3 separate regions of the Homo sapiens genome follow, and regions 2 and 3 are each linked to region 1. A link is a loop called in an ENCODE intact Hi-C map of the cell type or tissue named here. Cell type or tissue: heart right ventricle. All regions are shown on one strand.

Evidence for each region. Hi-C counts contacts between places; a loop is a spot of excess contacts. Peaks named below come from ENCODE experiments on the same cell type or tissue, not always from the same donor. Only the 100,000 strongest peaks of a DNase experiment are listed, where the experiment ranks them.
Region 2: it touches region 1 in a loop (4-fold over the local background); 91 of 110 quality-filtered maps call a loop at or near these places.
Region 3: it touches region 1 in a loop (2.5-fold over the local background); 7 of 110 quality-filtered maps call a loop at or near these places.

The regions. Positions count from the first base shown.
Region 1 is chr3:47,989,145-47,991,644 of GRCh38, reverse strand. All of the region lies in intron 2 of MAP4 (microtubule associated protein 4), which reads left to right. Among named protein-coding and RNA genes, the nearest start is that of MAP4, 26 kb to the left of the region's middle. In heart right ventricle, a CTCF peak has its summit at 1,499 (motif pointing right); a DNase peak (open chromatin) is centred at 1,534; H3K27ac peaks cover 1,279 bases.
Region 2 is chr3:47,836,741-47,839,240 of GRCh38, reverse strand. All of the region lies in intron 6 of DHX30 (DExH-box helicase 30), which reads right to left. Among named protein-coding and RNA genes, the nearest start is that of MIR1226, 12 kb to the left of the region's middle. RefSeq lists an enhancer at 824-1,642. In heart right ventricle, a CTCF peak has its summit at 1,368 (motif pointing left); a DNase peak (open chromatin) is centred at 1,370.
Region 3 is chr3:47,876,527-47,879,026 of GRCh38, reverse strand. MAP4 (microtubule associated protein 4) reads left to right here. Exons shown (of 21, transcript NM_001385682.1): 11 at 1,504-1,610. Among named protein-coding and RNA genes, the nearest start is that of MIR1226, 28 kb to the right of the region's middle. In heart right ventricle, no CTCF peak of the experiment used is centred here; no DNase peak of the experiment used is centred here; H3K27ac peaks cover 2,022 bases.

The DNA of each region.
Region 1 (2,500 bases):
CCTAGGCTGGAGTGCAGTGGCACAATCATAGCTTACTGCAACATCTAACGTAACTCCTGGGCTCAAACGTTCCTCCTGCCTCAGGCTCCTGAATAGCTTGGACTACAGGTGCGCGTGCCTTGCTTATCCTTTTATTTTTATAGCGACAGTCAGACTGTGTTCCTCTGGCTGGTCTGGAACTCATGGCCTCAAGCGATCCTCCTGCCTTAGCCTCCCAAAGCACTGGGATTACAGGTGTGAGCCACCACACCCAGCCTAGTGCTCTCGATATGTTCTTACAACAGGCTTAGTTAGGCCAACCAGTGGAAGTTTATCAACCATTTTCTTGCCTCTAGATATAGAAGGGACGGTTGAGTAGGTTACACATAATAGAACTCTTTGAACAATGGTGTTTTATTTCCTTTAATTCTTACATGTCCACCCTAATTGTCTTCAACTTATAAAATGAGAAGTAAGAAAGCAGGGTTGCTTTTATGGCATTTATGACAAAGTAGGAAAATTGCTTTTTTCTCTAAGTATGATTTCTGCCTTCATGCCTGGCAACACAAGAACCCCCCGACCTTTATTCCTTTTCTTTGGATCTACTATACTCATTTCCTTTTGCACTTCAACTTATTCTTGCTTCTACAAGTATTTTATCTTAGCATTGCCTGTGTAAACCATCTAAATACCAATACCTAGAAATAAAATTGGTGTCAAACTCTTCTTCTAAAATGCCTATCACCTTGGGAAACAATTCTCAAATACTTTTTCAGGATATGTGTACTACTTGTTTTGCACCACGGCTGTAATAAGAAAAAAATAAAAAGAAAATTATGTACTTCCTGACTTTTTTCCTTAAAAAATGGTGTTTTCCTTAATTGTTCATTATCAGCATTATATGGCCCTATTTTCTAGGTGAGGGAGACAAAAGATAGAACCCTTTCTCTTAGATGTGAATGACGAAGCAAACATCTGTGACTCTTGTTCTTTCAGATGATCATCTAGCACAGTATTGACCCTCAGACACAAATAGCACATTTATGGAACAAGTCACTTAATTTTTCTGTTCTCTGTGTGATTAAATAGTTCTTCTTCTGAAGTCGAGAAAATGCTTTCTCCTCAACATTCCATAAGGCCTTTGAAGCTAAAAGCTTATTCCCATAGAATAAGAAGTTAACACAGGGCAATGGCCTGGCTAAGTTTTTTGCATTTTTAGTAAAGACAAGGTCTCACTGTGTTGCCTGGACTGGACTGGTTTTGAACTGCTGGGCTCAAGTGATCCTCCTGCCTTGACTTCCCATAGTGCTGGGATTACAGGTGGGAGACACCGTACCCTGCCACACACCAGCAGTCTGTTTTAACAAGCCATAATAGGTGACTCGGATACACATGCATGATTGAGAAACACTAATCCATGGAAAAGGGCCTAAGTGACAACTATTAATAGATACTGCAGAATTTCTCCTTAATACACTGGTATTTCTTTTGCAGAAAATTGCAACCAGCTTAATTGGCCAGTAGAGGGCAGTGTTGGCATGGGTCTGACAGCACCAGAGGGTTCCCTTGCATTGAGACCTGGCTGTTTTGCCCAAGGCTGACTCACAGCACACATGCCTTCTCAGGTTCTTGCTACTTCTCTGCCAAGCTGATTTGCCTGCTGTGGGAATCTGACATCTCCTGGGGAGAGGGAATCAACAAAATAAAGTAAATTTGAATATCTTTATATCTCAGAGAATGTGATTAGTTTCTAAAAAAAAAAAGTGTGCTATTTTCGATGCTGTGTGTATTTCACTGAGAAAGTTTTCATTTCATGAAATGGGGGTTCTCTGGGGAAGTCAGTCAGTGAGAAAACACATTATAGCATCTTTTGAATTAGGACTTTTCCAGTAATGTGCAGTATGATTAGGGTCCAGTATGTCTTATCTGGCAGGGAAATATACAAGCCTTTTTTCTACTTGTCAACCTTATTGTTTTTAGTGTTGTTACGTTGTTTTTATTCTCTCCTGGGCTTATATTTTTAGATTGTGAGGTGTTGTATGTATAGTAGAATCCAGCTTCTCTTCTTCCTTTCTAACCTCTTCTTGCTTTCATTTTATTTTATTCTAGTAAAGTTTCTTGATCAGCCTACAGTTATTCTATAGGTGGTTGATAGATAAATTTACAGTTGGTCAACATATAGTTAATAACAGTGAGAATAACAATAGCTAATAACAGTGAGAATAACAATTACTATTTAGCACTGTACAGTTGACATCCTGTATTACTGCATTTAGTCCCACTTCCCAGGTGAAGCTTAAGTATTAGAAATGAGAAGGTTGCATTTGATCATTTAGTTAATAATGACAGCACAACCTGAACCCAGATCTTCTAATCTCACTTTTATTTTTATTAAACAATTAAAACAATATTTTTTAAATAGAGATGTGGTCTTGCTATATTGCCCAGGTTGGTCTCAAACTCCTGGCCTCAAGCAGCCCTTCCGCCTAGGCCTCCCAAAGTGCTGGGATTACAGACATGA
Region 2 (2,500 bases), 150 kb after region 1:
AATAACTTGAAATGTTAAAGCTATTTATACAAAAATATGATTTTAAATGTGTTATAGCTTCATGCTTTTCTACAGAAAATATAAATTAAACATTGCCTAAGTCTCTAGCATGTACGCAGCAACATGTTGGCCACCTAAGCATCATCAGGAGAGACAAGACCTGGTCCTTGCCCTCAAGCAGTTCGGAATATAAGAGGCAGTTAGCCAGGGGTGGTGGTATGTGCCTGTAGTCCCAGAGACTTGGGAGGCTGAGGCAAGAGGATCACTTGAGGCCTACAGATCGAGGCTGCAGTGAGCCATGATCACACCACTGAACTCCAGCCTGGGTGACAGAGCAAGACCCTATCTCCAAAAACAAACAAACAAACAAACAAGGAATCTAAGCAGCAGAAGAGAAATGCAGATGGCCAGGGTCTAAGGAACAAAGACGTGGGTGAGATGAGTGAGCAGCTGGGAGAACAGGAGCAACTGCAAAGAAAGCACAGGTTGCAGGAGCTGCCACTGGGAGTGGTAAAGGCGACAAAGTCTGCGGGACAGCAAGAACAAGGCCTGTCAGGTGAACATCAGGGCCATGTGACAGCAGACAGCACGGGCCACGGGCCAGGAACCTCTCTACAGTGAGCTTTCAATCCCACCCAACTCATGACAAGCTGGAGAGTGACCATGGCCTGCCTTCATAAAACTTTCTCCTTGGGTTTTTGAGATAATTAAATTTAATTTTAAAAATTCTATTCACAACAGTAACAAAAACCATCACCTACCTAAGGTGAACTAAGGTGGGTCAGAAAGGTATGGACTAAGCACACAACTTGGCAAAAGGATGTAAATCCATGGAGATATATGTTCCTGGATGATAGAACTTTTATGTGTGAGGAGACAAAAACCTCTTAAATTAATCCATAAATTGAACACAATTCCAATCAAAGTCTGCAGAGGCTTCTTATTAAGCATTTGACAAACCAATTCTAAAGTCTGTCTATTAAGAATAGACGCGTGAAAACCGCAGGATTATGGGACAGACGATGGGGCCAAGGTATGCCACACACACATTCGCGAACCCTTGGGGCAGGGCCCGATCCAAGGCTCAGCTGCCACACTTTTGCGTCACCGCCTCCCTTCTGACAAGAATGCCTCTGGTTCCACAGAGCAGCAATACAAGCATCCCTCCTTGGCCTGGCTTCCCCAGCAGGACAGCACCGTTCTCCCCCTGCCTTTGCAACCACTCTTTCACTAGACCAGAGGATCTCGTCCCCACAGGCTCACTGCTGGTCCTGGCCATGCTCCCACACCGGTCCTGAGCTGTACCAACATCCACCAGCCACTGTTCTTGCCATAACCTAGGCGCCAACCCATTGCTCGTCCACAGCTCCCCCTGCTGGCGCATGCTGCCCCTCCAACCCATTCTCCCTCCCACCTCCTCAACTGTCCAGGAGCTGTCCGTGCAACTTCTCTAATACCTTTTTGTTGTTGTTCCTTTTTAGAGACAGAGTCTCACTCTGTCACCCAGGCTGGAGTGCAATGGCATCATCTCGGCTCACTGCAACCTCTGCCTGCCAGGTTCAAGCGATTCTCCTGCCTCAGCTTCCTGTGTAGCTGGGATTACAGGCGTACGCCACCAGGCCCGGCTAATTTTTGTATTTTTAGTAGAGATGGGGTTTCACCATGTCGGCCAGGCTGCTCTCGAGCTCCTGACCTTGTGATCCACCCGCCTCAGCCTCCCAAAGTGCTAGGATTACAGGCCCTCATGCCTGGCCCTCTAATACCGTTGAAGAAACCTCCTCCACAGCTGCCGCTGGTATTCTCTTCCATCCAGTGTCCCTGTCTCTGGTCTTGCCAAAAACTACTGCTGTCAGTGATTTTCCCTAAAAGCAAACTTGGCTGTGTCATTCTATCAATTACCACTAGTCAGAAGCCCTGGCAGCCACAGGATCAAATCATTCTGCCCCTGTGACAGTGAAGGCCCTGGAGTTCTAGCTCCTCCCTGCCCGTCTACCGCATGGCCCAGCAGGCAGACCCACATTCATTCTCATTCCCCATAGCCACGCATATTCACCCGGGCTCTAAGCCACATTGGCCTGAGTCTGGAGTGCCTTGCTCCAGCCCTCGGCCCTGGCAAGGACCATTCTTCAAGAATAAGCCTCTTCTATTTAGGAGGCTGGGGTGCATTTATGTCCTCCCGTGGACACCTTCTTCTTGGCTGTGGCTGCTGACTCAGTCCCCTTTGTGCTGCCAGCACGTCTCACCAAGCCTATGGGCAATGCAGAAAAAGACATCTGATTTGGGGGGAAAGGGAAACGCTGAAGAACTGGGAGTACAGCTATTAGAGAATAAAAGGCTGAGTTCTAGAATAAAAAACAACTCCTATAACCACAACAAGATCTCATCTCACACCCATTAGGATCGCTATGATCAAAAAAACAAAAACAACTAGGCTGGGCACGGTGGCTCACACCTGTAATCCCAGCACTTTGGGAGGCAGGCAGATCGCGAGGTCAGGAGT
Region 3 (2,500 bases), 110 kb after region 1:
ACTAGAAATTGGTTTTCTAGATTAGAATTTATCTGTCCTTGTAATTTTCAGAAAATGACACTGCCAGGCAGCCCTGCCTATGGGTCATACAGTTCACATACCTACCAAGTATATTTCCCTATATTATTCTCAGTAGTTATTTTAAAATTTTAGGACTTTTGACAATATGTTAATATTAATGGCATTTCAGGCCAGGCATGGTGGTTCATGCCTGTAATCCCAGCACTTTGGGAGGCTGAGGTGGGTGGATCACTTGAAGTCAGGAGTTTGAGACCAGCCTGGCCAACATGGTGAAACCCTGTCTCTACTAAAAATACAGAAATTAGCTGGGTGTGGTGGTGCATGCTTGTAATCTAGCTACTTGGGAGGCTGAGGCAGGAGAATTGTTTGAATGGGGAGACAGAGGTTGCAGTGAGCCGAGATCGCAGCATTGCACTCCAGCCTGGGTGACAGATCAAGACTTTGTCTCAAAAAATAAAATGGCATTTCAGTGGGGTTTTTTTATTTTTCTTATACTTAACATTGTACATCTTTTCATAGTTTCAAAAAACTTTGTATCTCTTTTCTATAAAGTCTGTTCATATTGTTTTGCATTTTCCCAGTGGATTATTGGCCTTTGTAGCAGTTACTGATTTGTGGGAGTAATTTATAGAATAAGCTCTTTGTCTTTGGTATGAGGGTCAAGTATTTTTTCTGTTTGTCATTTGCCTTTTGACTTTTATTATAGTGTTTTGTCTTATTTTGTTTTTTGCCACATTGAAGTTTTTTATTTTTCTTTAGTCAAACTTATCTCTTGTGGCCTCTTGACTTTGTGCCAGTTAGAAATGCCTTCCCCCACAGCAAGGTTATACATTTCACAGTATTTTAATGCTCTCAGGTATAGTCCTATTGAAATCCAGAGTAACCTCTCCACAGAGAGGAGGCTATGTTGCCTTAGGCAGGAGACTTTATTTCTGGCCCTGAGTCTGGTTCCATGGGTCTCCTTGGCCTTGTTGAAAATCTGGGTCACTGTTAGAACTGGATCAGGTTAATCTCACATCCTCCATAAAGTGGTTCTTTATAGGGAAAGGAAGGAAAGGGAGTCATTGAATGATCTTCTGGCTCTTATCCCATCTCACAGCAACCTTTATTCCAAAGATAGACTGGTAGAAGAGGTTTTTGTCCTATTGCTTGGAGAGCTAGTGGTTGGAAGACAGAGTCCCTTTGGTCTCTAGGGAAGGGAAACCAAACTTAAAGGACCATTTTTTTCCACTGATCATTTGTGCATGTGTCCCTTAGACTGCTTCTCCACAGGGTCAGGCTCTCTGAATCTGAGGAATCTAAAACTGTCCTCCATCACAATGAGAACTTGGGAGGCTTGTCCACATTTCAGCAGCACAACCCTGTGGACTTTTTTCAGAATGAAGTGCTAGTTAGTGGTCTGTCTTTGCTAAACCTTGTATTTTCAAAATGGGCATGTAAAATGTTTGCTTAGCATAATTCCCACTCACCCTCTCCCCTTAGGAATAGCCAGGCCAGAAGAAGGAAGGCCTGTGGTGAGTGGGACAGGAAATGACATCACCACCCCACCGAACAAGGAGCTCCCACCAAGCCCAGAGAAGAAAACAAAGGTAGGTGCCAGAATGGTGGTTATCTTCTACTGCCATAATTTTTAAACGGAGTATCTTCTGCTGTTATTGCTTGAATCACGAATGAAATTTCTTTTTTCTGAGCTGTTATTGTCCTTCCTCATGTTTGGACATGCTTAGAAAATATCTTGTATTCTCATTTACCACAGTGGCCTAAACCAACTTTAAAATCTCAGCCTTTGACCCTATTATCTTATATATCTGTAAAAAATGTTCTGTAGAGGCCGGGCATGGTGGCTCATGCCTGTAATCTCAGCACTTTGGGAGGCCAAGGCGGGCGGATCACATCAGGAGATGGAGACCATCCTGACCAACATGGTGAAATCCCATCTCTACTAAAAATACTAAAATTAACTGGGCGTGGTGATGCATGCCTGTAATCCCAGCTACTCAGGAGGCTGAGGCAGGAGGATTGCTTGAACCAAGGAGTTGGAGGTTGCGGTGAGCCGAGATCATGCCACTGCACTGGGCTCCATCTCAAAAAAAAAAAAAAAAGTTCTGTAGAGATTGTTTCAACTTCCCTTAACAACAACAAAAAGGACAATTGCAAAAATATTCTGAAATAAATTCTGAATTATTTACTATTATCTCAGCGTTAGATGAAAGAAAAAAAAAGATTCTGAAATATCCATTCATGAAAAGAGAATGCAGATTTTGAAGGTGGATCATATAGCTTCAGATGCATAACTAGTACTTATTGCAAAGTTCAAAAGCCACACTGTAGGCTGTGGCTGCTATTGTCCCATCAAGATACAGGTAGTTTCAGCATGTTGTCCAGGGTCTTCAAAAAATTAAAAAGTTATTAAAAAAAATACAGGTAATAATGGCTGAATCACCTCCTGATGCTTTTCTTTTAGAATAGCCACCAAAAG